Linked DNA regions of Mus musculus: region 1 is linked to region 2. A link is a loop called in an ENCODE intact Hi-C map of the cell type or tissue named here. Cell type or tissue: heart. All regions are shown on one strand. Links, peaks and the distances in the headings refer to the core of each region. The heading gives the core; the rest is flanking DNA.

What was found. Hi-C counts contacts between places; a loop is a spot of excess contacts. Peaks named below come from ENCODE experiments on the same cell type or tissue, not always from the same donor. Only the 100,000 strongest peaks of a DNase experiment are listed, where the experiment ranks them.
Region 1: it touches region 2 in a loop (2.5-fold over the local background); 2 of 42 quality-filtered maps call a loop at or near these places.

What each region holds. Positions count from the first base shown.
Region 1 is chr4:47,799,933-47,816,019 of GRCm38, reverse strand. No RefSeq gene overlaps it. Among named protein-coding and RNA genes, the nearest start is that of Gm46853, 150 kb to the left of the region's middle. In heart, for the core only: a CTCF peak has its summit at 7,965; no DNase peak of the experiment used is centred there.
Region 2 is chr4:48,036,231-48,052,317 of GRCm38, reverse strand. It overlaps Nr4a3 (nuclear receptor subfamily 4, group A, member 3), which reads right to left and starts at 7,013. Exons shown (of 8, transcript NM_015743.3): 1 at 6,602-7,013; 2 at 3,190-3,366; 3 at 117-1,072. The coding sequence starts at 1,070. In heart, for the core only: CTCF peaks have their summits at 7,484 and 8,742; DNase peaks (open chromatin) are centred at 7,237, 7,547, 8,977, 9,347 and 4 weaker places; H3K4me3 peaks cover 6,048 bases; H3K27ac peaks cover 5,225 bases; H3K27me3 peaks cover 560 bases.

The DNA.
Region 1 (16,087 bases), core at 4,115-12,114, 240 kb after region 2:
TAGTCAGCAGTCCAGGCTTAGTTAGTTGCCAGGTAAAGCCCGCGTGTTTATATTTAGAGACCACTGTGGGTCTGGACTTGGGATGGTGTTCAGTGTATGTGAGAAGAGATCCAAATTGGGTCATGGAGGGATGCAGGTGCTTATGGGCAGTAGAAAAGGAGAAACTGGACTACAAAGCCTGCCGCAGGGCTCAGTCACGAGGAGGGGCAGTTCCATGGCTGTGGCGGCATGGGATCGGTACTGAAAGTCATAATGCTGTGGCTACAGCCCCCAGATTTAGACCTGGGCCAGAAGGAGTTCCCCACACCACCAACAAGGAGGATCTGGCTTTGGCATAGTGCTGTGGCGCTCTGAGCTTAAGTCTCTGCAAAAACCAACCCCATTTGACAAGTCGAGAATGTGAAGCTTTGAGTAATGCCCTACTGTGCCCAAGGAGGTGAGGCAGGGTAGTGTGACCTCACAGCCAGCGGCCTCTTACCATCTGGTCCTGCCCACCACACAAGCCCAGGCTACAGACAGAATGAGGAATCCTGATCAGTAAAAGCTTGTTATGGACACATAGTTCAAATGTGTGCTATAAAACAGAAGACTCCTACCCGACCGACCTCAAGCTGTGGGTCCTTTAGAATATTCTGCCACCTTGCACGTTGGCTAGGAGGACTGGGCACATTCAGCTTCTAGTTGCAGGGCATGTTCCCATTCTGTGTTGGCTTCTAGGAGGCCTATCTCAGGGTCCTTGCTCTCAGCCTCTTCCATGTGTCTCTTTGACTTTTTATTTCTGTTCATTAGACCCTTGGAACGTTCTCTGGGTTCCTGTGCCAGCAGCCAGGTCTCACCGTCTATTTTAGAGGGCCTGAGTCCTGGTCTCCCATATGACCTGCTCCAGTTTCTATTCTAAACTCTTCTCCAGTGCACAGACCCAGGAAAGCACAGTCAAGCCCAGTGGAAACTCATCACTCGACTGAAAATTGTGCCTCTTTACGGGACTAGAACCCTGGTGGTATGTGATGAACTCATACCTCCAAAGAGACAAAGAAAGGGAGGGGGCTGGGGAAATGACAGTGGGTAAAGTACTCACTGTGTAAGCATGGGGTCTGGAGATAAGACACACACACACACACACACACACACACACAGAGAGAGAGAGAGAGAGAGAGAGAGAGAGAGAGAGAGAGAGAGAGAGAGAGAGAGCACCAGCACCTTATAGCCTAGAGCCTGGGAGTCAGAAAAGGAATCCACGGAGCATGTTAGCTAGTTATGCTAGCAAGTCAATGAGCTCTGAGTTCATGTGAAAGACTTTAACTCAGTGTGTAAGGTGAAGAGCAGTTGAGACAGACACTGGGCATCACCCTCTGGTTTACAGACAGACACACAAACACACTACACACACACACACATATGTATATACACACTAACATACACACACATATAATCACACAAATATCTACACACATTATTAAGAGAGACGGCTCTAGGATTGTCTTTGAAGAGTAAACAGACATTGTTCTGTGTCTGTGATTTCAAAGTTACAATTTTTAAAAAAACTGAATATCTAAGCTAGGGTACAGCACCCCCTCCCCCAGCATTTCTTTCTTTTCATTTCAACATTTAAAGCTTCCGACAAGCGAATGTCCACACTTTCCTGTCTAAAACACCTTGGTGTTGCAGCCGCCCTGCTCTGTGGGAGCAGGAAGCTGGTGGAGAATTCCAGCACTTGACTTTGGGCCAGCTCTTGCTTTAGCAGAACAGCTCTGAGCTCAGTGTCCCGAGTCGGAGCCCCCTCTCCAGTCGGTGCTTCTGCCCACACTGCCTCTGCCTTCATCTGGTCTTCTTCATCTTTCCTTGGACTGTTATTTCAACATTCTGGAATGTGATCCTTCTGTTACCACGTTCTCTTCATCCACTCTACTCCCCACACTGCTCACAGAGCAAACTCTATAAAAAGCAGAGTGAATCTGCCCTTCCAGCCTGCAAAGTCCCAGGGCCCTGGTTTCGTTTTGCTTTGCTCCTTTGGGGTCTCTGTAGCTGTCACCGTCCTTGGAGAATTTCCTCCCATAGGATGGCTCATGGGAACAGCATCTCTCTAGTCTGAGAGAACAAAGGTGACTAAGGCCAGTTCCCTCCGAGTGTCCCACTCTCCAATGCTGCTCCTCCAGCCTTCAGCAAACACATCGGCAGGGCAGTTATCATGCTAGGAGATCTTTGCCAGACTCAGGAAGTGGCACACAGGGTAACCATGCAAAATCTGTAATACATGCATGACACAAGGAAAGTCTTTAGACACCTTTTGTCTTTTTGTTGCTCTGGCTGTTTGTGGAACACCTCAGAGTAGAGGCCTCACCTCACACCCTTGCTTAGGGAATTGCTTTCTCTAACTTCATTACATCCCAGGCACAGGATCCCAGGGAGAAATCGGGTCTGGGCCCTTGCCTGTGGGTGTCTATGAGGCTGCTGATACTGCCTGAGTCCTTCCAGAGAGGCTGATTTCTTCAACTACTTCTTAGGCCCAAGGCAAGCCATTGGGTTTAATCTCTCCTCTTTCTTTCTTTCTTTCTTTCTTTCTTTCTTTCTTTCTTTCTTTCTTTCTTTCTTTCTTCCTTTCTTCCTTTCTTCCTTTCTTCCTTTCTTCCTTTCTTCCTTCCTTCTTTCCTTCCTTCCTTCCTTCCTTCCTTCCTTCCTTCCTTCCTTCCTTTCTCCTTCCTTCCTTTCTCTTTTCTTTTCTTTCTCTCTCTTTCCTTCTTCCTTCCTTCCTTCCTTCCTTCCTTCCTTCCTTCCTTCCTTCCTTCCTTTCCTTTCTTTTCTCTTTTCCTTTCTTGAGACAGCTATGTAGCCCTGACTGGCTTGGAGCTCACAATGTAGACCAGGCTGACTTCAAACCTACAGCAATCTGCCTGCCATTCTCCCCAGTACTAGGATTAAAATCATGTGTCACCACATCTCTGCGGCTTTTCAAGGGGTCCATCCCACCCACAGTTCCCTTGAGGACACCATGACCTTGTCTCTTTCAGAAACCCCACTCAAGCTGATTTCCTAACCTTCCTGGCTTTGCTTGTCAAGAGAGGAAGCCAGGAAGTGACCTGTGGATGACAAAGATGAGTTGGTATCCCCAGCCACGTGCCCTGCTACTTCTGGTCATTTGTATGTTTCTTCAGACTGCTGCAACAAGTTACCACAAATGCTTTGGTTTAAGGAGCAGAAGTTTATTCTCCCTCAGTCCTGAGACAAAGCCCCAGGGCAGTGCTCTTGCAGAAGGCTCCAGGGGAGACAGACTCCTTTCTGCTCTCTTTCCACCCCAGCGAGCCCCAGGCAGTCCTTGGTTGTGGCAGCTTGCTCCTCCTCTCTCTGCTTCTGATATCACTGCACAGTCTGATGTCCAGTTCTCCCTCTTCCTTCCTATTATGGGGACACCTGTCACTGGGTGTAGGTCCACCTGGATAATCCTGGATAAACCATCAGAATTACTTATATAGTTCTACTTGCAAAGACCCCATTTAAGGCCACATTCTAAGTTCTAGGTGTCAGGGCAAGGATATTTCACTTAGGAGATAGAGGGGTGTGAGCGAGGCAGAAATTATTACTCTGTGCTCTACACCCATAGTGCTGTCAGGCTGACTGTGCAGAGCCAATACAACTCACTGTTAAAATCCAGAAGATCCTTTCAAAATACAGTCTGAGTTCTTCTTAGAAAGATCTGGAAGATGGTAGAAGATGGTGGTAGGTTTTCCAGGTAAGCAGTGGGAGAGATGTGGTGTCTGAGGCATAGGGAGCTGTTGGCCCAGAATGGATGCCACACTGAGCACTCTATTGTAGGAAGGCCTGGCACCAGAGAGTTATACTGGAGCCACATTGTAGAGCTCTGTCCATTGCAAGGTTTCAGAGGGGTGGGACACTGCTTTCGGAATATTTCCATGGGTTCCCTTGCCCAATATATTTGTCCAATTCACTTGTATCTAAGACATGCCAAGTCTTAGTTTTGCTTCTTCTTAGGATGCTTTTCTTCCTCTTTTGATTCCCTTCCACCCTTCCTTGTTGAGCATCCTCATGTTTCCATCTCTCTGCAAACTCAATTCGTCTTTAAAGAACATGCTCCAGCATTATCTTGGATGCAAATCTTCCCACACTAGAGGACCCATCACCACTTGCTCCCTCTCCAAGACCTGCAGCAACTACACACTGGCCTTCGAGGCAACTGCCAGACAGAGTTGGAGGAGGAACTAGGGAGCCAAGCTGAGTCTATTAGTACTAGGGAGGAGACAGCACTAAAGAATCTACAGACTGCCTCCACCCAACATTTCTAAACCCACCCAGTGGCTCATTTCAAATATCTGGATCCATTGTATCAGAGATGGATAAGGAGGAAGATAAGGGGAAGGCTCCAAAAGATGGAGTAACAAAGGAAAAGAGAAAAACAAAAACAAAAACAAAACAAAACCAAAAAACAAAACAAAATGAAACAAAAAAAACCAAACAAACAAACAAACAAACAAAAAAAAACAATCAACCAATCAACCAACCAACCAAACAAAAAACCAGCAAAGATAAGAGCCATCCTGATTGTGTTCAACTCTCCCTGAGAAAGCCCTACTCAAGAGTAAAGAAACCTGAGCCCCAAGATGTGCTCCCCATTAATTTCCCACATCTTCCTTTCCTTATGTATGCTCTCTACTTCATGACATGACATAGGAGGTGAGCTAGAAGAACTGGGTGGTTCTAGGAGCAGCTGTTATCATGGACCATTTTGGTCTTTGTGTGTTGACTATTTTTGAATAAAACATCTGGGTACATAAGATTACAGGAGTACAATGTTGGAAATTGCTACAGGCAACATGTTTTGGGGGAATTATTGGAGAATTAACAAACTTGAATATAAAAGTGACACAAGACTGCAAAGCACATATAGAACAAAGAACATGTTGCCTCTCAGAGGGTTTAGGATGTAAGGCAAGGGACATATGCCTTTCAGAGTTAGTGTAATGCAGGCCAGACAATGATGCATGTAGTAATAGGGCAAGTTCAAAAGGATCCAGAGGGATTTCAGGAAGGGGAATTCCAGATGTGTTTTACAGATCAGTAGAAAGCGGTCTCATAGCAAAGAAGGGAAATAAGGTGGGAGTGGGGAGCAAGAAAAGGAAGGAGTGAGAGAAAGAAGGAAAGGAAAAAGAAAGGAAGGAGGGAGGGAGGAAAACTGGAAGAAAGGGCATTCAGTAAGAGGGAACAGTCTTCACTGAGTTCTTGGAGATCAAAGGTGAATGACTTGGTGTGTCTGAATACAGGGGATTCTGGGGGATGCGTCCTGATGTGGGAAGCCACATGTGCCATTACAAGATGGCATTGGCTACCACTGGCCCATGATTATGGGTAAACAACCAATGTGCGCATGTGCAGAAGAGTTTTTTTGCTGAGTCACTGCCTGGCCCGACACATATTAATGAGGTACTGGTAGCATAACCAATCAGGTATGGACACATCACTCCTAGGCCTATATAAGCAGCACCATTTCTGGGCTCAGGGTCTTTCGCCTATGCAGTCAATGCTCTCCCAATAAACGTGTGCAGAAGGATCCTATTGTGGCGTCGTTCTTGCTGGCGAGTCGGGAACTCACATCCTGAGAGAGATTGGTTGATGTCTTAATCATCTATAGTACATTTTATTGTCATTAACCAAATATGGCTCAAATCTGATTAAACCTTAGAGGAATATATTGAGTGTGAGGACAGAAAAGTCCAGAAATTGTTCAGATGTCATTACTGACTTATTTCTTTTTTTCTACATCTATTCTTGAAGTCCATCTTCTGTCTTTCTCATCTGCCTTGTGCAGTGCTGACCTGATTCTGTGATGGTGCCTCAGCCAAAAGATGGCTGACTCTCCTGTTAGGGCTCTGATCTTCTCCGAGGACAAGGCTTCGGTCAAGAAGTAGAGAGAGAAGAGCTTCTGGAAGCTGCACTGCGGGACTAAGGTGGTCCATTTGCAGGAATTGTCTTCATGTCACCGAGTGACTTATACCGCATGCTTATTTCAGAAACTGTAACTGGCTCTGTTTGCTGCCTTAGGTCGAATCACAAAGAACTATCCTCAGGTCAAAGTCAGGATCACCTTCCTCTAAAACCAGTGGGCTTCTAACAAGCAAGCTAGTGACTGAAGGAGGAGAAATACATTGGGAGATGAGGTAGCTATATAATCCATAGACGCAATTGAATGGAGATTCTACATGTAGCCAAGGATCTGCACATGTGAGGAGGAAGTTATTAAGAAGAGATGTCAGCTTGTAGTGGATCAGATGGAGATAGTGATGGAGACATTCTCTTCCCAGGAACAACCACATTAGAGTTTCTATGTCCAGTTCTGCTGCCATTGTCTCATGGAGTGGCTGTCAGTTTCTCCTGGCAGAGTTGCTCTGTTAATTGTCATCTACAGCAAACAAGCCTCTCTGTGTGGGGTTAGAGATACCTTCATCTGTGGCTGTAATCAATAGGTTGTTAGAGGATGTCCACTTAGAGAAATAATAGTAGTAGCTTCACTCATAGAGACTATGATCTGTCTACTCATTGGCTCTTGGCCCAGTAGTGGTGTGTTACATATGGATTTCATCTTATAGAATGGGCCTTAAATCCAATATATATGCTCCCATGACATTTGTGCCACTAGAGCAGTGGATGTTCCTTGTCAAGTTGGTTGTTATTGTAGATCATAAAGTTCACAGATGAACAAGATTGCTTATTACTTTTCTCCTCCAGGAACATGAATAGCATTTCCAGTGTTACAAAAGCCAGCCGGTGGGGATGAAGTTTCCAAGTTACTACCAGCTTGATTTCTCAGTGTCCTATGACTCAAGTGTGCGGTGTCATCAGCAATATAATCTTATTGCCAAGTTCTGTTGGGTAACTGACAACAAAAGCAGCCTTACTATTTAGGGATCTTTGGGACCCCTCTAGATGACAACTCCATAAGAAGTAAGCCACTCCTGGCTTTTGTTAGCCTCTGGTGTCTAACAGGGGCCAAGCTATCACAGAATAGGATAACTCCATTTTGATTCTTCTTATGGGTGTGTGTAGACACATTTAAGGAAGCACCCAGATTTGTATATGGGTTCTGGGGCTACAAATTCTGCTCCTCATTCTTGTGTGGCAAACACTTTACCTACAGAATCATTTCCCTAGCTCTTCTCACTACATCAGCCTCCTGGACTTCTTCATGCTCTTCTAACACCTAAGCCTGTTTTACTTGCCAAGTGTTCTCTTTCAATTGACTGGAAAGCTCTTATCCTAGTCAATTTTTCTTTCTTGTCCCCATGGTGACTTATCACCTATATAGATCACCACACCCAAGCCACTTTCTGCCTTTCATCACTCTTAAACCTGTTTCGATTCATGTTTGTTAGGATTGCTTGCATGTGAGAAACACTAACTGTTGGCTTATTCTAACATCTGCATCCAAGCCAAGACAGGTGCTTCCTGCCTTGATCTCCAGGCATTCGCCATCCACAGGCAAGAGCCTGGCATCTCACACCAACTGAATCTGTCTGCATGGAGTACATGAATGTATATTTTAGAAACTTTGCTTTGGTGGCCATTTGGAAAACAGAGTTGAAGGGAAGGAATCTGTGATTTGGAAAGTTCTCCCTGGCTTAAGATGCTGTATGGATGGGGCATATGATTTGCTTCCTCTTAGACACTAAAGCTTGGAGGACATTTGGCAGAATTCAGGAGAAGTGCAGCCGAGCAGTGACTCAGAAGAGCCCTCATGGACTCCAATAGGTGGGCTTCCTTGCCTGCATGGTTGCATTCAAGCTGTGTAGTAAAAAGATGGCCCAGATTGATTTCTGTATTGGAGCTGCTGACCACATGAGCATGTGAAAGCAGAATTAGATACTTTTCCTGTGGCAGCTCCTGTCCCCAAAATCAGGGACAAGTGCTGGGGGGCGGGGGCATAGAGTCCTTTTCTAAGAGCGCCATCTGGCAGGGGAGAAGGGAGAGGTGAGCTGCAGGCAGTGAGTGCTCTGCTCGCTAGTCAGAGGACCTCTCAGCCAGCAGAGGGTGGATAAAGTAGAGACCATTCTTTTCTCTCCATGTCCTCATTGTCATACAAAGAAGCACACAGATCTAAGAGGTTAGCCCAGCAATTCTTTCTCTCTTTACCCCAGAGTCTGAGCTCTCTTCCATCTTTTTCTAAGCACAGTGGGAATAAGAAAGATCCTTAGAAAAGCTGATAAAAAGAAAAACAGAACAGGTCTCTCCCAAACCTGTTAATTACCGTTCTTAATCCTTCGTGTTTCAGAATTTATAGTCAGTGAAAATATTTTTTTCCATGGCAAATTAAAAAAAGTACAGTTTAATGCCAATTACCTTCTATCCCTCCTCCCTTCCTGTACTCCCCCACACCCCCCAGTTTTCTTTTCACTGCATGGGATGAATTTAATTCCTAGAGCTTTTTTTTTTTTTTTTCATTGTGTTTACTGAGAAATGGTAAACCTTATAACTGGGAGAACTGGGTGAACTGAAAGAAAAGGTGAGACAGACTGGAGGAGCTGGCAGGGTCCCCTTGCATCAGTGTGTGTGTGTGTGTGTGTGTGTGTGTGTGTGTGTGCCTTGCACGCGCATGTGCACTATATGGACCATCCCCTTTAAAAGGCATAGACTGTTCTACTTGGCAGCTCGGCGCAGTTGAAGAGTGTGTAAGCAGAAGTCAGGAAATCTGGACTGCAGACCTCCCTGGGTGACCTTAGGCAAGCTGTTCATGTTTTCTGAGTCTAACATTTCCTGTCATAACGTGAGAGAAATAACTTGTTCTTCTCTACATGTGATTCTGTTCCGAGAATTAAATGTATATATGAGAATGCCTTGAAAAATGAAGGTCTCTGCATTTGTAAGTCACAACTTTCTAGTTTGTCAAGTCGAAGTCTTAATCTAGAGTGGATCAATCTATTCACAGTGAGTGTTCATTCATTAGACGGGATGATTGATAATGACTGGGGATTCTGGATTCAAACCAGAAGACAGAAATAAATCCACTCCGATGATGTGTTAAACTATCTCCAGCTTAGAATGACTCAAACTGCACATTTTAGTACAGAACTTGACTATTAGGGCTAACATTGTAGCCACCGAGGTTTACACAACTTGGGGTTTTGAGGGACAGGAAGTATTATAAGGACATGTGGCTCAAGTCAAGTATGAGGTGAATCCTTACAATTAATGCTATCATTTTATTTTTCTATTTGCCATGTCCTGGACTAGGCTTGGGGACTGCACAGTACAATTGTGGCTTCTGTACTCTGGAACTCTGAAACTCACAAAGGAGACAGACTTGTGAGCTATAGGAAAATAGAGCGAATGGGCGTGGCCAGACACTGACTCGGGCCAACCTGTCTGATTTAAGTTTCATCAACTCTTTTATAGCCCAGGTGAATCTGACAAGTGGCTTAGCTTTAAAAACTCCATCTCTTTACATTTATTTACTTATTTTGTGTCTATGTGTTCATGTGTGTTGTGTGCGTGTGGGGTACATGTATGTGTGAGATTGGGTGTCAACATTGGGTGTCTTCTTTGAATGGTCTTCACCTTACTTACTTGTTTGTTTGTTTGTTTGTTTGTTTGATAAAAGGTCTTTCACTAAACCAAGAGCTAATCAATTAGCCTTGACTGACTGGTCAGCAGTCTTCAGGGATCCTCCTGTCTTACCACCTCAGCAGGGAGTCACAGGCCTGTGTGACCACATGTGGCCTTTTGTGTTTGTTTGTTTTGTTTTTTGTTTTGGCATGGCTGCTGGGCATCAAACTCAGGTCTTCATGGGTACATAGCAAGCACTTTAATGACTGATCCATCCCCCACCTCTCTGATATCTTTAAAATCGAAGAATAACAAACTATTCTTCTAAGGGATTTCTGAATGAGTTAACTTAGATAATTACTTATATATTTATCAAATATTAATTGGAGATTATGGTTGGCAGAATAAGGATATCACAGAGATGTCCATGTCTTATTCCCTAGGACATATGCTCTTCGTAGGTGATGTAGCAAAGGAAAACTGAAGCTCAAGATGGACTTAAAGTGGCTAGAAGATCAGCTGGCTCTGTAGGCGACTACCCTGCATTGTATGGGTGGGCCCAGTAAAGTTCGGAAACTTTTTTTTTTTTTTTGGTTTATTCGAGACAGGGTTTCTCTGTATAGCCCTGGCTGTCCTGGAGCTCACTTTGTAGACTAGGCTGGCCTCGAACTCAGAAATCTGCCTGCCTCTGCCTCCCGAGTGCTGGGATTAAAGGCGTGCACCACCACGCCCAGCTTACAGTTCGGAAACTTTTAAAGGTAGGGAATGAGGCCAAGAGATTTCTCAGAGTCAGAGAGAAGGGTGAAAATGCTGTGTAACAGAGTTTAAAAAATTTTTTTTTAATATTTACTTTTTTAAAATTCTGTGTTCATTGACATTTTGCATGTATGCCTGTATGAGGGTTTCAGAAGCCTTCTAGCTGGAGTTACAGACAGGTGTGAGCTGCCATGTTGGTACTGGGAATTGAACCCTGGTCCTCTGGAAGAGCAGCAAGTGTTTTTCACTGCTGAGCCATCTCTCATCTCTCCAGTCCAGTAACAGATTTGAAGATGGTAAAATGAGGCCATGAGCCAAAGATGACTGCACCTGGATTGGGTAACGTAATGTTTTCCTGAGAGCACCTAAGCAAAGGGACCTACTGTTCCCCGACTTTAGTTGTATGAGGCTCATCTTGAACTTCTGACATCCATGGCATATGATGACAAATTCGTGTTGTGTTGTTTAAACCACTAGGATTCCAATGTCTTCTTAGAGCAGCAATAAGAAGTAAATAAAATTGTCTACTAAGTGCCTCAGACTATGTTCTGAGTGCCAGAGGTACGGAGCTTCTGATGACAAAGGGGTTAGGGAGGTGAGGAGAGGAGGGGAGAGGAGAGGGGAGAGAGAGAGAGAGAGAGAGAGAGAGAGAGAGAGAGAGAGAGCGAGTGAGCATCTCACTTTTTGTATTATAGAATCTAGAACCATAAATAAGAACATGAGTAATCACGTGTCAGAGCTGTAAATGTTCTGAAGGGAAAAGGCAAGAAGACAAAGTAAGGCGCTAGAATAAAGAGATTGCTATTTTTCGAGGTAGTGTTAAGGACTGCCTTGTAATGAGATGACACTTGGACAGAAACTTGAGTGAAATGAAGACTTGCCTCCTGTGGATATCTGGGATGAAGAGCAACCTCACATGAGGCAGTATCTTTCCAAGGGCTATTCCCAAGGAGGGCTGTGACTTTGAGCCTTTAGCATCCCCAACTCCCAGCAGTTAGGGAAATGACTAACTGGATCCTAAGGGAGACTCTGCTTAGCACATTAGAGCAGCCACCACAGGAGGCTATTATAAAATCCTGCCCAAGAGCCAATGGCAATCTCTTCGTGGTCACTAGAAGGATAGATGGCAAAAAAAAATGAGCAGAGTGGGCTATTCACTTTAAGGAGAGCTCACGGGATGATTTTTTTCAAATGGATTTGATAGAATTGCTGGTATGGAGAGAGAAGATTCAAGGTCAACTCCATGCAACCTTGTCATTTACTGACCTAGGGGACATTTATGGACGATGGGCAAGTTTGAGGGGGAGACACTGAATTTTGTTTGATTTTGATATTGATGGAATTTGAAGTGCTTCAGTGTCTCCCAATGGGGAGATGTTGAGGTTAGAGGAGAAGTCAGAGCTGGGGAGGCAACTTCACCATGGCCAAAGCTGTGGGGGTAACTCACTTTAGGGAGTGAATGCTGGGCAAGCAGAGAGCCAAGAATGAGTCCCAGGGTATTTTTTCGAATGGATCAGATTAAAGGCTGTTAGCCACGAGAGCTCCCCCAAGGGCAGAGCGGCTCAGACAAGGGAGCAATACTTCTGCTTTCGTGGGACACTTGCTGGCTTTATCCAACCCCACATCCATCCACGTTCCTCTCAGGCCTCATTTCTCAGCTATTGACGAAGGGCTTCTTTCATTTTGAGTGCTCTCTATGATTCAGAAATAAGCACCATTAGTCATTTGTTCTTAGTTTTATTTTTCACTGTGCTAAAGAAGACGTAACAAGACGATCATTTAGTCGTTTTAAGTATATGCTTCGATAACTTTACGCACTCTCCCCTTGCCATACTCCCGTTACCATCGTTCATCACCAAAACATTGCCATTATCTGTACTCCAACGCTGAACACATCCAAAAGCAAGCCTCCTTTTTCTCCTCTTCCCAGCCTGTGGTCATGACAATTCTTTGCGTCTCCCACCACCATGACAACTCTTGGATATCACATATCAGTGACATCTCAGTCTATGTGCCCTTTTAGATCCTATTCACTTCATGGAACTAGTTAGCTAGCATCTTCAGTTATTCCAGGTGGCAACACGTGTCAGCCTCTCACCCCTTCCTAAGGCTGAATGAGATTAATCATGAAACTACCTGTGCCCAAATTCTGTCCTGTGAGCTGAAGTAACCTTGGGTGTGTCCTCTGAGTCTCATTTCCTTGTCCTTACATAGTGAAGAGAGTACTCAGTCCACAGACATGTTGGATGGACCACTTCATGTGATGGATGTGAAACTGCTTTTAGAAGACTAGGATGCAAGGGCTATTTTTAGCTAGAAGAGGCCAGTAGGTTGGCTGCCAGGCGTGGATTCCTTTCTCTTGGCCACCCTAATGACATCTTTCCAAGCAATTCCTCAGTCCAGCTGCAGGCTTGATCCAAGCCACTTATCACGGCAGTCAAACAAATGGACTTGGTTGTTTTCCTGTCAGCATCTCTGTGCGTCACATTAGCACAGCCCAAGAAGTGTCTGGATCTGACCCATAACCTTTAGGCTCTGGGGCCTCCTTTTACATGCTAGGGGAAATACAGTCCATCTAGCCTGGAGAAAGCCCTCCTTTTCAGCCAATAGTAAGTCGTGTGTCTGGCTCCATGAGACCAGCCTGTCTTGGAGCAGGCAGGACACTAGTGGGAGGTAAGAAAAGACGCCATAGCTGAAGAATCAAGGGATCTGACAGATAGCTTGGATAGCTTGGGCCTCCTATCAGTTACCCTGCTGTGTGGTACCCAGTGTCATTTTGAGCTTTGCTACTCTGTGGGTTCTTTGTGTATTACCATCTTATACTAGCCAGATACTCTTGATCTTTATGTTGCCTCATATTTTTCACCCACTTTGCTCATTCCCTAAGGATACTCTCTTCAGACCCTGACTTTAGCTCGCCCCTTGCTTTTGTCTCTGAGCTGATGATCTCTGCCAGTTTCTGTCTTCACTTTATTTCCTTTTTCTGAACGAATTGTCTGCCATCTTCAGTGGCTCGGTTTCAAATAGATGCTTCACCAATGCATGCTGGGTGGTGAATGTAGATGGCCTCGGCAGCCACTTAGCTTATGTTTTGGAGCAGAGCAATAGATGAATCTCAGAAAAACTGATCCTCTTACAATAGTGTCTATACTCAGGGCCAGGAGACAGATTCTAAAGGCAGATGGGGCCAGATTAATCAGACTTCCAAAGAGAAGAGGGGCTTAGAGCGCATCCAATAGCAACAGGACGGTGGACGGGTTTTAAGCCATGTCTAAGTTGTGTCTTCAAGAACTCATTTGGGCAGTTAAGGAAGACTAAATTAAAGTGTGATAGCAAGAAAGCAGAGTCAAGTATAAATCTGGGATGTAGGTGAGAGAGTCCAAGAAGAGTTTTAGCAGAGAGTGATGGGAGAGCAATTGGACTTGGATCCCAGTAAACCTAGGGAATAGACAGGAGTTGAAACCAGCATTAATATTTCTATCTAGAGAGCCCGGCAGTGGTGGCACACGCCTTTAATCCGAACACTTGGGAGGCAGAGGCAGGCCAATTTCTGAGTTCGAGGCCAGCCTGGTCTACAGAGTGAGTTCCAGGACAGCCAAGGCTACACAAAGAAACCCTGTCTTGAAAAACAAAAAATAAAAAACAAACCAAAAATATTTCTATCTAGAATGGCTCATCCATGGCTCTGCCTGTAATGAGTCAACAAAGCGTGATCTCTCTCATACCCCTCACCTGACTCAGCTGCAGTGTTCTCCAAGTTGCTTCCATTCCAGGAGCCCTGCACTTATGGATCTTGGTGCCTTATTTTGACTCAAATGTCACCTCTTGCAAGAGGCCTCTTGGACCATCCATTCTGATGCGTTTCCAGTCTCATACCTGTTTCCTTCCCATGTCCCTGTCATCAGATATGGAGTCCACTTGGAGCGAGCTATCTATGTGTTTATCCCCAGGAGAATGTGGTTCCACCTGGTAGGAGCCTTGTCTGTCTCTGGCACCTAAAACAGGACCTGACTCACAGCGGGTGCTCACCAACTGTAAACTGAATGAAACGGAAGGGGAAGGAAGGAAGTTGGAATTAGATGTGAGATTATTTTGAAGATGGCTCCTGCCTCCTTTACCATCTTGCTCTCTTCCATTCTACTGCATGGAGTCGTCTCATATCTGCACCATGTTTCTTCTTAGCATGGGATCATGAGAACACCATGCTTCTGGAAAACCCAAGCCACAGAGAGACCCCGGAAGAGAGAAAGCAAGCTCTTCTGTCAGAGGAGCCCATTTCCCATCAGCTCTGTCAGCAGACTACAGCCACATCAGTAACTCCAGCATGCTAGCCAAGCCAGTGCTCTGAGAAATGCCAACTACTGAATTTCTTTCTTCACTTTGGGCTTTGAGACTAAGGGAGCAGTGGTGCCACATGCAGATGAAAAGATATAGGAGGCTTTGTGTTGCTGTGTTTTAGATAACATAGAAGTGAAGTTCTCTGCTTTTGGTTTGTTTGACTTATTTCACTAACTTTCAGGTTTGTAGATTCCAGAAAACCAAATAACCCTATTAAAAATGGGGAACTCCAGAAAATCAAATAACCCTATTAAAAAATGGGGAACAGAACTAAACAAAGAATTCTCACCTGAGGAATACTGATTGGCTGAGAAGCAACTAAAAAAATGTTCTTTTTAGTCACCAGGGAAATGCAAATCAAAACAACCCTGAGATTCCACCTCACACCAGTCAGAATGGCTAAGATAAAAAACTCAGGTGACAGGAGATGCTGGCAAGGATGTGGAGAAAGAGGAACACTCCTCCATTGCTAGTGGGAATGCAAGCTGGTACAAGCACTCTGGAAATCAGTTTGGCGGTTCCTCAGAAAATTGGACATAGTACTACTGGAAGATCTAGCAATACCACTCCTGGGCATATACCCAGAAGATGTTCCAACTTGTAATAAGGACACATTCTCCACTATGTTCATAGCAGCCTTATTTATAATAGCCAGAAGCTGAAAAGAACCCAGATGTCCCTCAACATAGGAATGGATACAGAAAATGTGGTTCATTTACACAATGGAGTACTACTCAGCTATTAAAAATAATGAATTCATGAAATTTTTAGACAAATGGATGGTTCTGGAGGACATCATCCTGAGTGAGGTAACCCAATCACAAAAGAGCACATGTGATATACACTCACTCATAAGTGGATATTAGCCCAGAAGCTCAGAATACCCAAGATACAATTTGCAAAACATGAAACTCAAGAAGAAGGAAGGCCAAAGTGTGGATACTTCGATCCTTCTTAGAATGGGAACAAAATACCCATGGAAGGAGTTACAGAGACGGAAGGAATGACTATCCAGAGACTGCCCCACCCGGGGATTCATCCCAGAAACAACCACCAAACCCAGACACTATTGTGGATGCCAAGAAGAGCCTGCTGCTAAGAGCCTGATAAAGCTGTCTCCAGACAGGCTCTGCCATTGCCTGACAAATACAAAAGTGGATGCTCACAGCCATCCATTGGACAGAACACAGGGTCCCCAATGAAGGAGCTAGAAAAAGTACCCAAGGAGCTGAAAGGGTGTGCAGCCCCATAGGATGAATAATAATATGAACTAACCAGTATCCCCAGAGCTCCCTAGGACTAAACTACCAATCAAAGAAAACACATGGTGGAACTCATGACTCTAACTGCATATGTAGCAGAGGAAGACCTGCTACATCAATGGGAGGAGAGGCCCTTGGTCCTGAGAAGGTTCTATGCCCCAGTATAGGAGAATGCCAGGGCCAGG
Region 2 (16,087 bases), core at 4,399-12,398:
TATAGCTTTCACACGGGCAAGGGCAAGGACTCCAGCTTACACCCACTTAGATGCCTCAGCAAGGGGTCTGACTGCTGAGCGGAGCAAGTACCTGGAGGAGGCATGCTCTCTCTCACCTTGAAGAAGCCCTTGCAGCCCTCGCAGGTGCGGACTCCGTAGTGCTGGCAGGCAGCGTTGTCGCCGCACACGGCACATGTGCCTTCCCCAGATGATGAGCTCCTATTGGGTGGCGATGGGAGGCTGGGGCTCTCTCCCAGCAGGCTGGACGCGGTGGGGGAGGCTGTGAGGCCCAGCGGAGGGAAGGTCAGCGTGGCCGTCCTCTTGGCCAGCGGGAGCCCGTATGGGTGGCCCTCGAGCGCAGCAGCTTGGCTGCCTGCTGCGGCCGCGGCTCCCAGGGGCAGACTGAGTGCAGCTGCGGCCGTGGGGTCATAGCCGAGGTGGTGGCCGCCGGCTGGACTGGGCGCGGGAGGGTGTGGCGGTGAGGGCTTGAAGAAGATCGGGAAGCGCGCAGCAGCGGCCATGGGGGGTACCGCCTTCATCTGCGGGTCCAGCAGCGGTCCCGGAGCGATGCAGCCAGGCGCAGAGGGCAGCTCGTCGTCCCACAGCGCCCCCGCCTGCGGGGGGAAGCCTGGAGTGGTCGGTGTAGAAGGCGGAGACTGCTTGAAGTACATGGAGGTGCTGGGCAGTACCTCGTCCTCGGGGCCGGAGGGAGGAGGAATGGACGGCTGCTGTTGCTGGTGGTGGTGGTGATGATGGTGATGGTGATGGTGGTGGTGGTAGCCATGCTCGCGACCCTCTTCCATCTTGATCAAAGGCCGAGGCCCAGAAGGCGGCATTTGGTACAGGCAGGAGGGCTTGAGTTCGCAGCTGCTGGGGTAGCCCTCCATGAAGGTACTGAAGCTGGGCAGGGATGTAGTGGCGGTGGCCATGATCCCCGTGCTACCGAGGTCCATGGTCAGCTTGGTGTAGTCGGGGTTCATGATTTCTGTGGTGTATTCCGAGCCATAAGTCTGCGTGGCGTAAGTGGACCCCGGAGGTGAAGGGCTATACTGGGCTTGCACGCAGGGCATATCTGCAGGGACAGAGAAAAGGGCTCAGAAGCCAGTTGACACTCCATCTGCAGCTGGTTCCACTGCTCTTGAATCAGGAAACAAGAAAGTGGTATCCTCTCCCACCTGCTGGCAAAGACTGAATGCTCCTAGCTTACTTTCTTCCTGGCTGGGAAGACAGCTGAGTTCCTGACTGTCAAAGGGGCCCCAGGGGCGATAAAAATGGACTCCCTGGGGATGGCTACATCCATCTTCCCTCCCTTGCTCTGTTCATCAAATCTGGATATAGATGCTTTTCCTCATAAGCCCAGGTCATTTAAAAAATTAGTTTAAGTCCCAAGCAGCAGCAACAACAACAACCCAAAAACCATTGGAGTGGTCTCCCTAGCCATAGGGAAAGGAAGGAAATGTCTTGTTAATTAATTTGGAGAGGAGGCCATTGGTGCCCCCAAGACTTACACATGTTGATTGGTGAACCTGTGAGTTAGTGAAAAAAAAAAAAAAAGATGTCCTGTGTAGTACAAGGGAGGCAGTGACATGCTAACATTTGATGAGTGCCAGCTAAGGCTGCCCACACAAGTTGTGGCCGCTGTTCCCCACCCACTCCTCCAAACAGGATTAGCAGCCTGCACAAACTGGACCCCTACTGATGACTTCAGCCAGCTTAAGTGGCGAGGTGGGCACGTAGGCCCAGGAAATGGACTGGGGGAGTCGATGCCATCTGCAAAGAAAAAGATCATCTGTAACAGCACACCCACCAAACCTGCTCTCTCCTATATACTGTGTGTGCGGATGCATAGATGTATATAAACTTCCCAATTCTGACTAATAGGATATTCTGACATAGTAAGATTAGAACCATTTTATAACAACAGCTAACCGCTTGTCTAACAGGCACATTAATCTAAGTATTTTCTCGTGAAGGGGGTGGGGAGAAGAGAAGAGAGAAATTTCAAAACAGATGAAGTCTCTCTGCCAGTTTGCCTAGGCTGGACCCCAAAGCAACTGGTTTAGGGGTGCTTGCCATAACCACAGAGGTTGAAGTAGGTGAGAAGGCCCTGAGAGTCACTGTCTCTTGTGGATGACTTTTCTAATAATTTTCCTTTTTTATGGCTAAGTCAAAGTGGTAACATGGGGAGTTTCTGGTGGTTGGTTTTTCCGAGTCAAACCCAGGTGCTTCACTTCTTCTTGGAGGGTGGGGTGTGAAGGTGTGACTAGCAGAAAAGTGGCTGCTTCACATTTCCCTTGACATCTTTCTCTTACCCACATTTCCAAAGCTGATTGAGTCATGCGTGTATGGGATGAGATCTTGACGTGAAAAAAGGTGCTGAGGGCCTGTTGGAAGAAGCAGCATTGAGGAGTGGCCAGTTCATGCCTGCCTTCTCCAGTGAGGCCTCCTGAGCTAGCTTGGAGTTAAAGGATTAAAAGGAGCTTGGTGTCTAGTTCTTAGGATGAAATGGAAGCTGTTTAAAAGAAGGGACACACAGCCTGGCCTTTTCATTTCCCTCCCTTGCATCTCTAAGAATCCCTCGGAATCACCTGCCATTCTGTCCTCTCCCTATTGCTCTTTGTCTTTCTGAAGTCTCCAGCAGGAGAGTGACTCTATCTGTGTATCTTTGGTGCCTACCCAGGCCCACCTCTTCTACCTTTACCAAATTTGTAAAGAGGTTGTGTAAACTAAATCTGAGGCCTTTATACTTACTTCTGTTTGTAGCTCACATGGGTTTCCCTTGCCTCTGAGCCTCAATCATCCAAACTCCTGCCTCACAAATCGTTTGGGTTTTAGATCAATAAAAATGTTCCCTATCTCCCCAAGTGATCCCTTAAATGAATATATTGAGTATAAAAGGACAAAAACAAAGCCATTAAAAACAGCATATCCTGATCTCTTGGAATATATGCTTTTCTTCTTAGGAAACATACTTTTGAGAAATGCTTCGTATAATTTCTCTGCTCTGCTTGGTAGTAGCATAGGGTGTGGTATACAGCGGAGCTTCGTGCCAAGAAGCCACCTGTGCTGTGAAATGTAGGGCCAGGAGCCCTACATGCTGGTACTGGGCAGGTTGACCAGACTGCCCGCTGGTTGTTGGTTTCTCCACCCATTTCCCTTGCTCGGGAGGATAAAGGGTTTCAGACCTACCTGGAGGGTATCTTGCGCGCTGAATGGTGGGGCTGGGGGTCTCTCCAGCGGAGGCTGAGAGTGTAGGAGGCGGGGACGTCGGGATAGGCGAAGCAGCAGCCGCTGTGCTGGCCCGCTCTGCTGAGGGTCCAGGCTCAGCGCCCGGGCTTGTCGGGCTGCGCTCTCCCGCAGTGGGCTCTGCAGGCACCGAGAAAGGGAACAGAGATTGCGGTAAGATTAAGCTGGGTCCTCTTTCCCAGGACTGGGTGAATGGGGTGGGGGTGGGGGACCTGTAGAAACACTAGATAATTACAAAGAATTGTCATAAGGTTAAGTGAAAGTGCTTAGGGCTCACGGAGCTACTGGGCAAGAAGCATCACACCGTCGTAGGAAGCTAAGGGAAGGTTGCTGGCACCCAGTAAGCTCACAGCCCTTTCTTTTGTGGTACACGATCTGATGCTAAAATCCCCCCCATGGTCGTCGCCAAGAAATTGATCTTTTCTACACCCACTGTTGGTTCCCAGCTTGCGAAGTCAGGAAGACCGAAGGGGGGCACTTGAGGAACGAATAGAAGTCCGAATAAGGGGGTGGTGGTGGCGTCAGGGAGTATACTGAAGAAAATAGCCATTTTTCAACTCCGACGGCCTCCACTCCTCAAACACAAATTTTACACGCCGCATAGGAAATGCACAAGGTCCGGAACGAATGCATGAATGCCCGGAGGAATTAAGAAAGTCTGCGCTTTTCATTCTAAATGCTAATGGATCTTCCCTTCTATTAGTCGAGAGTTTCGAGGGCCAGGGGTCAAGCAAACAAAAGGGCACAGAGGAAAGGCCTGTGCTGGGAGCCGTGCGCTCCGCAGACAGCTTTGGCTGCTGCTACGACGGACCGAGGGAGGTCCCCTGCACTCAGCGGGCGGTGTCCCCGAGGGTGGGCGGCTTCAAGGCTCAGGGCCACCCGGTGGCTCAGAGGGGGTACATTCCGGAGGGCGCTCAGAGCGGCTCCCAGGCGAAAGTCCCGGTGCACAGCCTAGTGAAACTTTGTGGTTGGAAGCTCAGCTTGACTGGCAGGGAGGAGAGCTCCAGCTGCCCCTAACTTCGGCTTATAGCGCCCCCCTTTGTTCGGGGTGGGCACACCTCAAAGGTTAGGAACCTGCCCCCTCCCCCTTGGAGGGGAACCCAACCCCCAAACTAACCAAAAGATCTCTGGTGAACGCTGGAGCCAAGGGGTAAGTTTCATCTCCTGCCACTCCGGCGCCCAGAGTTTGCTTGTAGAGAGAAAGAGACCCGGGTTTCCCAGGTCTAGGAAATTCTCGATGGCCAGGAAATGGGGGATTCCCTTGCCATCCCCAACCAAGGTACCCCGACGGAAACCTTGCGCTCGCTGAAGCGTTGGCACGAGTGGATCTTTCCACAGCTGTAGCATGTGCTTCTCATCCTCCTCCTCTCGCATCTTCAAAGGGGGGGGGGGTTCCTCCAGCAACCCCACCCCCTATTCTACTGGGTTTCCTATGCCCACTCTCTCTGGGAGCCTTTCAAGAGTAGTTTTTCTCTAAGGGGCAGCCTCTGAACTCGGTTGGGCGGGGGTCGCGCCTCCCCAGGGAAGGGGTTCCTCTCAGAGGCCGGCACACCGCCCATCGTCCAGCCCAGCCCAGCACCCCATCGGCCGCCCCCCACCCCCATTGGCCGGTTACCTAGGTAAAGCCTCTGCGCCTGGAAACACGTTCTGTCGCTCCGGCTCGTGGCCGCTGGGGCCCGGAGCACAGAGCCTCGGGGTTGTAAATTAGGAAGAAATAACTACCTCTGTCAAAGCCCCTTTCTTTCTCCGGGGCAGACGAAGGGAACACCCCCGTGTTCCTCTCCCCGTGGTGAAGTGTGTGGAGGAAACCGTGAAACACACCATTGTGACCTGGGCTCCTCCGCGGAGTTTCCAATCGGGGAGCGGGGGCGGAGGTTGGGCGGGGGCAAGAGAGGTGGAGGAGAGACCGGCAGAAAGGGAAAGACAGAGATTCTCAGAAAGACCGAGGGAGCTTAGGCAAACCCCGGGGGGGGGGAGAGAATTTCTGTGAGCGAGTGCTGGGTCCGGGATTTGGGGGTGGGTGGGGGGTGCCTGTGGAGGGAGGGAGTGGTGCCACCCCCACCCCCGGCAGTCTTTGGCGTTATGTGTATCTTGCTGGGTTAAAACAACTCCAATAAAGTAATTTCATTCATTGTGTTCAGTATGCGCGTTGGGCAGCTTTTCTTTCTCCAACTTGGTTCTATAAGAAACATTTCCCGATTGTTGGCAAAGGAGCTCCAGAATTGGAACAGCGGAGGAATGGCCGAACCGAACCCTGTAACCTCTCTCCCAGCCCTCCCAGGCCCTAGGATAAGCAGCTCCAGAGCACTATTGACCACAGTCCCCGCGGCTCTTCCCTCGGGAGAAGCCGGGCACATAAACAAAAGGCCAGCTCCAAGAACGTTCTTGGAAATCAAGGGACCAATGCTCATGAGCTCCCGCATGACTGCCGGAAGCCTCCAACAGGTTCGAGAGGTGCCTTTGAAAGCCAGTCTCCGCCGGCTGCGCTCCGCTGCTCGGCTCCCCTTTTCACCATCGAGAACTTTCCTTTCTACTAAGAAGAAAACACTCGGAGCAACTTCTCCGAAAGCTCATTGAAAAGTAACACAAGCCTTTCCCACACCAGCCAAGGCCTGGAGAAGAGGGACCTGGTCCCCACGCGTGTCGGGGCGCGAGAGTCGGCAATTACACCCGATTACCTCCATGGGGAAAAGTGTAAACCAGCAAGTCGGCGACGCCAGGCAGACGTGCCTAGTGGAGCCCGGGGCTCATTTCAATACAATAAGCCGCATTCCTACAATTACACCCTCTTTGCTGAGCTCCTCCAGAGCCTCTGCAAACTCCGGCCGCTGCTGCCCAGGCACTGGCCCTCCTAAGCTTTCTCCCAGACAACCAGCTCCGTTTCACCATTAGACACATTAACTCGGACCCACCAGAGTCCCTATTTCCAATTCCACTTAAAAGGCAGGAAAATTACTGCCGTTCATCACCGGGGCTCCAACTCTGCCTCAGCGGCAGCCGCTGCCGCCGCCGCCGCCGCCGCCGAGAGCATCATTACCATGACAACTAGAGCCGAAATACCCTGAATTACGACGCTGGAGCAGCTACAGCACAAATCCAGGTCCTCCTCTTTGTTAGAGGCTTTTAGCCTCTTTGGGTGGGGAGAGGAATCTCACAAGCTTCAGAGTCCCTGAGGGCCAGCTACAAGGGAAAAGTTTCAGCTTGGAACCCACCGGTAGCTGGGCGAGAAAACCTGAAAGGGGAGGCGGCGGGAGGGGGCCACCCCATATTAAAAGTTGTCAATTTCAGGAGCGACACTTCCCAGCGCGCCAACTTTTAAGCAAGTCCCCACATTAACTGGGCATATCGTACGTACTTGGGTGCTGTGGCGGTTCCGTCTTTAGAGCGAGTTTCTAGAGAGCGACCCCGAAATCTGGATTGGGGGAGAGTCACAGCTGCTGTCCCGGAAGGGCTGCGGTGCACAAACCCAGCGGCTCCCAGAGGCGGTGAGCGGCTGGCGGGGGATGCTGCGATCCCAACTCATGGGAGAGCGCCGCCGAGAGGTTCCGCAGGCATCCAGTCTCCGGCTGCGACCAGGGGGTAGGATGTCGCCACGTTTCCCACCTCCACGGACACTGCGGGCTCTGTCAGCGTTGCAAAGTGAGCCCTGGAGGGGCGTCCGGCTGCGGCGCGGCGCGGCGCGACACTGGCGAGGGAGCCGGGTGAGAGGGGTGTGAGCGCGCGGGAGAGAGTGGAGTGTGTGTGCGGAGCGTGTGAGCGCGCGTGTGTCTGTCTGTGTGTGCAAGTGAAGGAGCGGGTGTGAGCGTGTCTGTGTATGGGGAGCGGAGGAGGAGCAGGCGCTGGAGGGGTGGGGGGCGGGAGGCAGGAGACTCGGCTCTCCCGGCTGCGCGTTCGCTCGCTCTCTCGGCACGTCATTTATGCCACAGGAGCCCTAGCAGCCTCTCCATAGAGTGCCTGGAATGCGAGACGTCAATGTGACGACATGGGACGCTACGTCACCCTCCTCCTCCCTCCCCTGGCCCAGCCGGTTCCGCGTGTGCGAGGGTGTGTGTGTGTGTGTGTGTGTGTGTGTGTGTGTGTGTGCGCGCGCGCGTGCGCGCGTCCTCCGGCCATTCTCACGGCCGCACAATGGAAACCACGGGGAGCTGCGGACCCCAGCCCTGAGGCTTCTCAGATTCGCGCGGCCAACCCCTCTGCACGGGAGCCGCTTGCCAGGGCGCCGGTCTACCAGAGGGTGCCGCAGCCCGCCCGCGGGTCAGGCGGGACCGCCCAGCTGTCAGGCTCCGGGTGGAGCAGAGTTGGAGGAGTGCTGCTGGCTCGCCTCCGAGGCTGCCCCGAGGCATCTAGCCAGGTCCAGGGGGTAAGAGAGAGGACAGCTCTTCCGAAAGGGAAGGCTACGCCAGCCAGCTTCTCCGAGTGACCTGGCAGTCGCAGCTGAAGGAGTCTGGCACCAGGCCGAAGACTCCCAGAGGTGCAGCTGTGCTTCCCTCATGCAATGGTTCTAAGGCTGTTTACGTCCCTCTGGCCCTCTGCGCCTAGGCTAATTTGCCTCTTCCTCCTGTCATGCTGTTAGTGTTTCACCCTAGGATGCAGACAGTTCCAGGGACAAGATTTTATTTCTTTTTACTTATGGTGTGAGGTTCTTGACTGGACGCTTTATAATCCAAAGAAGTGCACATCCAGCCACGCGCGCGCTGCACGAGAAACTATATATAAAACAAACACACCACACGTGTTGAACAGCTGAGTGAGTCTGACTGTTCCTCTACTCCCCAGCACCGGGTCAGACATGGAACTCAACTCGCATTTGAGGGTTGTAGATGCCTCCCCTTCCACCTCTCAAATGAAATATTCAAAATCAGTCAACAGGATTCATTAGGTTGTCTCTAGGGGATCTTAACTATGGTCTCCTGGGGCGGGGGGCGGGGGGGGGGAGGTACATTTGTCTTCCAAGTATGTAGAAAGTCTGGGCGACTGTATAAGGGACAGCGATTTTTTCCTGGAAAAAAATTTAGGGTGTCACTTTCTTGCTGAGAACAAAACAAAACAAATAACAAAAACAAAACAAAACAAAACAAAACATGTTTGAGTTAAGAACTCTTAGTTCCAAAGGTTGCTGCTAACTGAAAGTAACCTCTTTCAGAAAAAAAAATTTTTTTTTACGAAGACGTTAGAATGAAACAACACAGACAGACGCGGTCTCCAGTGGTCTGCTAGAATCTCAAGTGGCATTTTCTTTTGATCTGCCCCAACAATTGAGCGTGTGGGTGGCAAAGTTGGGGGAATAGGATCCCCTAGTCATAGCACATGCTTCAGAATCTAAGAAGGTTCGAACTAGGACCAGAAACTCGAAAAACAAAACAACACATGCATAGTGTGTCTCTCTGTCTACGCCTCCACTTTCACTTTAGCCGGCTGGTGTGCTTAAGACCGTGAGCGGACGCTCCGAAAGTTGTCCCAGTCCAGAGGAACCGAGCCCCCTGGCTGCGGGTGCGTTCCCATCCTAGCCCAGAAGGAAGGAGGGCGCTCCTACATTGAATCCATTCAAAGGCTGGGGGTTGGGGGAGCAGGACCTGGAGCCGCGCGGCGCTGACGCACGCGAGGCGCGTGATTGACGCAGGCGATGTTTCTAAATTGGGCGGTTGGCCGGGCCCAGGCGGCGGCGCGCGCGGCAGATAGCGGAGTAGATTCCCCTCGGTCACCCCCTCCCGTCTCCATTCAGCGCGGCGCGGCGTGGGGCGGGGCGGGGTGGGACGCGCGCGTCCGCGCCGGGATCCGGCGAACCAAATATAGACGGGTCCCAGCTATTTTTAGTGGGACGTCGGGCGCGCGCACGCGCGCGCCGCGCTAAGGGGCGCCCCGACTCTGCCCGGAGAGCGGACTGCCGAGTCGCCATCTTGTACTCGGTTCGACCCTGTCTGATGCCCGGCAACGTGGGGCCGAGGGTAGGGGGCTGGAAGGGAGGCGCGGGCGCGAGCGAGGCGCGCTGCCTGGGGTGCGCGCGCCCCGAAGGCCGAGCGCGATCCTCCCCATCTGCTCGCCCGGGCATTGCAAGCCTCTGGGCCAGGTCCCGCCACCGAGCCTGCCCGACCAGCCCCGACTCGCGAGGGGGCGGAGCTGCCTGCGGCCACCACTTCCTGAGAGCCGGGGATACCCATCCCGGACGTCACGGAGGAGTCGAGGCGGCGGTGGCGGCCCGGGGCTCAGCCTGCACTTGCATCATGGGTGCAGCAGCAGCTGCCCCGATCCTTTGTGCCTTTTTCCCCCTATTGAGTAACTGCTTTGTTAACTGAAAATACCATGACGGACCAGTGTGATCACCAGTTCCAGACCTCAAAGAAAGTGAAGCTGTCAGGCAAGAAGAGGGAGACTCCCCCAGCCGGCTGCGATGGTATCTGGTGGGTGGGTGTGTAGAGAAGCACTTGACAGTTTTCCACGTATTACTTCTTGCCTAACTCTTCACCCTTAAGAAGGTTTAAAAATAATTTTATTTCCATGCTGTAAAAATTTCATCTGTGTTCTGCACCCCACCCATTCTCCTTCACTTTAAAATCTCATGCAGAACTGGAATCACTCAATTCAGGAACCCTAAAATTAGGTACAATTTTTAGGAGACATGACATCTTTCCATGGAATTATAGAATGCGTTCCATTTTCTAATTTAATATGTGAAAGGTCCTTGCTCACTCGGTTTATTATAAAGTCACTAACTTTGTTCATGTGAATTGGAGGGTTCCGGTGTCCTGAGTTGAGACAGAAGTAATTTACCGGATCTATGATAATGCCACTTATGTGTGTGGTGGTAACAAAACCCCCGGTATCATGGACACTCCTGGATTGAAGGAGGATCTTCTCCGGCTCTTAGCACTTAGGACTCTATATAAACGGTGCTTTTTATTTCTGGGTAGTAGTATTGGGGGGGAAACACTTATCCTAGTTTACCTTAAAAAATAAATTTCACCCTTAGCTAGCTGGGAATCTCCAGGAGCAGATTTGATCTTTGAGTGGGTGTGCGTTTGGGGACCGATCCTGGCTATTTTTACATTACTTTCTTCTTGTGCTTTATTTTATATCCTTCCAGTCCTGAGGGTCACTCAGGTCACCTGCCCTAGTTCCTTAATGCTCAGTCAGGGTGAGCTAGTCTACTGTTCCTAGCTGGGGCTGCCTAGGGTGGAGAGCTGGATTCACTGTGGGAGAGTTTGCAGTGGTTATTGATAACTGACAAGTTTCTGAAACTCAGAAGAAAAGTCATGAAAGCAGAGCCAGGTCTGGGCACCCTCCTCTGCTCCATCCAAGGTCCCTAATGAAGGCAGCTCTTTCCATGAGCCAGACAGACTTTTTAAAGTATATGTTCATAGCTATTCTTTTCTGCACTTTAAAGGCCAGACTTACTACAAATAGAAAACAATATTCTGTGAGGCCTATGCAATGATTTAATTTTATTTTTAGAAATCTATATTACTTTTTTGATTACAATATTCTTAAGTGAAATTCAGTACTGGATACAACTATATCTCCTGTTTTCAGATACCAAATAGAATAAGTGCCTTAATCGGTGGCATAATGAAGACATCCCAGGTTTGGTCCTTTCTCTAGAAAAAAAAAAAGGACTTTCATGTATGTTCTTGCTTGTAATGTTAAGAAAGTAATTTCTGCTTTTTCAACAGCAGTCTGTTAGAAACTATCTATACAGTAATTATTATAGGTTTGTAAGATAACTTTCATTTATTTTATTTTGATGTGGATTTGTAATGCTAATTTGCATGAAAAAAGAAAGATATATTTCTCTCAAAAAATAAAATAAGAGATTTGAGGAAATTTTGTATGTTCAATATAAAACAATTATTTTTAACAAAAGTAGGATTAAAAACAACTGTCTAAAAAGAATGCCATGTAATCTTGTTGATTTTACTAGTGTGTAAAGAATGGTTACTATTAAAAGTAAGGAAGGGTGAAAAAGAAATATAATCCAAGAGCCGGTGAGATGGCTCAGTGGGTAAGAACACTTGGTATGCAAGCATGAGGAGCAGGGTTTGAATCCCCAGCATCTATGTTAAAAGCCATGCATGGCTCTGTGTCTAACTCAGCTTTGGGAGACAGGAGACATAGAGATCCTGGGAGATTGTTAGCTAGCCTCTCTGGCCAAACCAGCTTGAAACTCTGCTTCTATGAGACCCTGTGTCAGGAGAATAAGGTGGAGGGCTACAGAGGGAGTTGTATGCCCATTTCTGATTTCCACATGTATGTGCACCCGCACATGTTCATGCACCATATACACACCTACATGCATTGCACACACACACACACACACACACACACACACACACACAGAGAGAGAGAGAGAGAGAGAGAGAGAGAGAGAGAGAGAGAGATTGCAAGGAAAAGTTGTCATCTAATGAAAATAAGTTTTGAATTTTAAGTCTGTATTTTCTAAAACGAGGGCAGAGGTTCTATACAAAACACATGCATGCACACACACAAGCATGTATATATAAAATTTACTGACTTCAGCTGATACACACACACCTTCAGTTGTACCTGGCCCCAGAATCAAGGACCATTGTAAACTTTCAAATCAGTTTATCTTTGTCAGATTAGTCTTCCTAAAATACACCTTTTGTTTTGTTACCTATGGCCTCAAAAGGCTTCAGCAGCTGGATTTTGTCTCCCCAAAGACAAAGGTCTGTTATTTCCAGACTCTTTCTGTCTATCTGAACTGCTATCCCCCCCCTCCCTCCCTCCCTTCTTCCCTCCCTCCCTCCCTCCTTCCTGGATAGCCTTCTCCTTCCCCACTTGTTAGAGTCTAAGATGAGCTTATGAAGAACCAGCTTGCGCCTTTTGTCTTTCATTGTGTTCTCCTTTTGCTCTCTAACTCGCTTTTGTCCATAGCTTACAATCCCGCCAAGCCACAGGCATCAGACCCCTGCCTCACATCCCTGAGAATTCTGTGGGACCCAAGAGTGTTCACAGATCATAAGTAGCCCTAAAATGTGCCCTATCTAACTTGGATGCAGACAGATGGCTGCCAGAGTAATTTGTATGGCAGGTATACGGGTAGGGCACTTTTGGCGTGGATGGATAAAGTTGAGGTCACACTAGCGCTGTTTGCTTTACCTGAACTTTTCATATTCCTGACTGAACAGAGCTCGTCAAGGTGCCCGCCAGAAGCACAGGCAGCTGCGTGGTGACACAAGGAAGTGACAGTTTGGCTTGTTGCGTAGGAAGCTTTGCTGTGATCTTTTCTTTTCTTTTCTGGCAGACTTTTGGTTTGACTCTGCCTCTGTTCTGAGTTCCTTCCTCCCTGTTTGGTTTCTCTTAGGCCACTTTCAACTCTGAACTGTGGATGCTTTAGGCTCCCAAGTGTTACTGTCTTTCTGGGGAAAACTACTTGAATACTTAGAAAACTGGGAACTATGACATCTATGTTCAGTCAGTTGGATGCAGAACATTCTTGAATTTCTTATCGTTTCAAACGTTGAAATAGACTCGTATGCCACTCTGTTATGTGGGGAGACGAAGTGGGCAAAGATTTGGGGATTATGACTTGTTACAAGCTCATGCAACTCAAACTGGCAAATCTTACTTTAACAAAGAAAAAAGCTAGACAAACAACGCAGGGAAGAGTTCTGGTTTTTATAGAACATTTTGTAAAATGTAAAAACCTGAGATGGAAAGACTGTTTTGTGGCATAAGGGCTAATAAATAATATTCTACAGTGTCATCAATGGCTTCCTATCCACCTGCCATGCTCATGGCCAGGAGAGGCTTGTAATCTCCCTTAAAAGATTACTTGATTCTTAGTCCTGTTCTTCCTTGTCCCTGGTAGGTGGAAGGCTGCAGTCATTTAGGAGGGAAGGTTTACTGCTCATGTGTAACAAGCCAGTTTTGGTTTTACCTGGCTGCTCAATTCTTGTTCATTATCCCAGCCGTGAAAAAAAATACTGACACACACGTTTGCTTCCATTTCTCCAAAAGTGTGAGGCCGTGTGGCCCAGAGGCAGGGACGGGCCTTGGCTACTGTGAAGCCACTGAATCTTGGTACATTAATCTTTTAGGGGCCTAAATGCCAGGATCTGTAATCAGCAGTGTTGAGTCCCCTTTCTGATCCTTGTAGGTCCTAAAGTTGAATGCTTTTCTGAACCACTTAAATTCTGTGAATCACCAGCCAGCCTTGCCTCAGTCTTCCGAGTTACCACTGTGGTCAGGAGGCTCATTAAGTCTTCTGTGGGGCACCTTTGCTTTCGGTAGTACTGCTACATTGGTAGTAATATTTTATTACATTGCTTTGGCTTGCATGGTAATGAACTCTGAACTCCAGCCATCAAGTGAGTGGGGTCTCAGTGGTCTGAGAGTTAGTGTACTGCCAGCATCAGAGCCCCATCCCTGTCCGCAAGCTAGAAATGAGCAGAAGCCTGGATAGTCCAAAAGTCATTTTATATTTAGCCTTGGAATTTGTCTTTGAACACTCATCTGAATATGGATGAGTCACAAATTGACTTCATACAAATTAGCAAACTTTCTTGGAGCCGATTCTGTTGTTTGCTGCTCTTCATTCCTTCCTGATCCTTCCTGCATGCTAGGCACAAGTGGGTTCTCAAGAGTAGCAGCCAGGGCAGATCTGTCCTCCGGTTTTTTCCTAGAGAAGGATGGTGCTGAGATGTGATATAAAGTCTTTGCCTGACCTGTTGAGTCTGAGTACAGAAAGTGGACTATAGAGGCAGGTCACTGGGAAGATCCAAGAGCACATAGAGTGGACCATAGAGGCAGGTCACTGAGCAGTTCCAAGAGCATATCGAGGGGACTATAGACAGGTCACTGGGAAGATCCAAGAGCACATCGAATGGACCATAGAGGCAGGTCACTGGGAAGATCCAAGAGTATGTTGAGTGGAAGAAACGCTGGCACAGTGATGAGAAGCACAGCAGACTACTTGTGAACGTGTTGGTTCTGTGGTTGGATTCATCTTCTGGATGAATAACCCAGCTTTGTAGGCACTGGAAAGCTCTGAATTTTAGCAGATTGCAGGTTTCTGTGTTGTCAAAGTCAAGTTTGGATAGTAAAGACCGTTTGTCCATTACGGTTATTTTTAAAGAGCCCGTTCCACATATTTAGGTATCTGGTTTCCTACTTAGATCGTGTAATTAGTAACTGATTCTGATTTTTTTTTAACCATAGTACATTTTCCAGTATTTATTCAGCATGTTTATAGTTCAGTACTGGAAAAATTCTTGCCTGACATCTGTTCTAGATTAGTTCCCTATTCCAGTTATGTTTTCCTGTTTTATCAACTGTGGTGAGGAGAGAAGAAAGCCATATTTTAAAGATTTCTGCTATTGAAGTGTAGTAAAATGAGTAAATTGTCTTATTTTTTTCTAATCTCTGAAAAAAAATATTATTTTAAATTCCCCTGTTAAGTCACCATTTTAACAAGCAACAATAGAAAAAACTGGATAGAAGTTGCAATGTATTTACCATAGCACCAACACTTTTTTTGTAGTTGTGAAATTGACTTTTTTAGCTTTTCAAACATTTTTTGAGAGACTCTTGTCTCAGACTCTTTTCAAATGTCTTTGTGTTCCCGGTGTCTCGGGCCTCTGACTATTTCTTTGGATGACGTTACTGAGCCCTCAAAACGGTTCTGTATCAGAGTAAGCGCTCTGGAAAGCATTTGATGAATCCATGAAACTGGGTTGTAAGAAGCCTGTTCAGAATATTCTCTTTTCTGTATTCTTACCCACCTGCAGCCTGCTGAGCCTTCTGTGGTCATTTTACTCATGGCTCAGGCACAAGAGGTGAGGAGAAAGTCCATTCTACATGGCCTGTGCACCACTGGGCCTTCCCTACAGAGACTTCGGGATGTCCCTGGGTCACTCATACTGACACCTGTGTTCAAATGTAGAACCAATTTAGCCATTCAAAGGAGTTGTTGCACTACTTTGTGTGTCCACACAGGTGTGTGTGTGTGTAATTAAGTAAGTAATTTATGCATGTGTTTGTGTGGTTGCGGGAGTGTAGGTTCATGTCCGGGGTGGTGGCTAGAGGTCTAGCCCTCTTTACTTCTGTCGTTTTTTGCTGCAGAGTTGACAGACTGGGCCAGACTAGCTTAGCTGGTCAGTGAGCTTTGAGAATCCTGGTGTTTCCACCCAAGGCTCCCAGATCAGGGATTATAGATGTGCACCATTACTGGTAGTGTGGCTTTCTACGTGGGTGTGGGGGATCTGAACTCAAGTCCCTGTGCTTCCATGGCGTAGACTTTACAGCCAGAACCATCTTCCCAGCTCCTTCACTACTTTGAGACTCCCACTCCCCACCCTCAAGAATTCATCTCTGGTTTGTCTCTTTGTTTTGATGAACCATTTGTGATGCCTTTGCAAGATTTCATTCTCCCCTATTTTCTTCACTGCCCCTGTCCTTGGTATATAAGTGCTGGCATCGGTGGCTTCCTCCTACGTAGTTGTAGACCTCCAACCATGCCTCTCACTGTACTTTCTGGCCCTTTATGCTTCTCTTCAAGGCCTTCAAGTCACTTATGTATGTGCCACTGGCAGGCTGTGGGTACCCTTTTCTGGACTCTCACCTGCTGCCCTTCCCCCCTCACCTGCTGCCCTTCCCCCCTCACCTGCTACACTTTCCCCATTCACCTGCTGCCCTTCCCCCTCACCTGCTGCCCTTCCCCCCTCTCACCTGCTGCCCTTCCCCCACTCACCTGCTGCCCTTCCCCCTCACCTGCTGACTTTTCCCCTCTCACCTGCTGCCCTTCCCCCACTCACCTGCTGCCCTTCCCCCCTCTCACCTGCTGCCCTTCCCCCACTCACCTGCTGCCCTTCCCCCTCACCTGCTG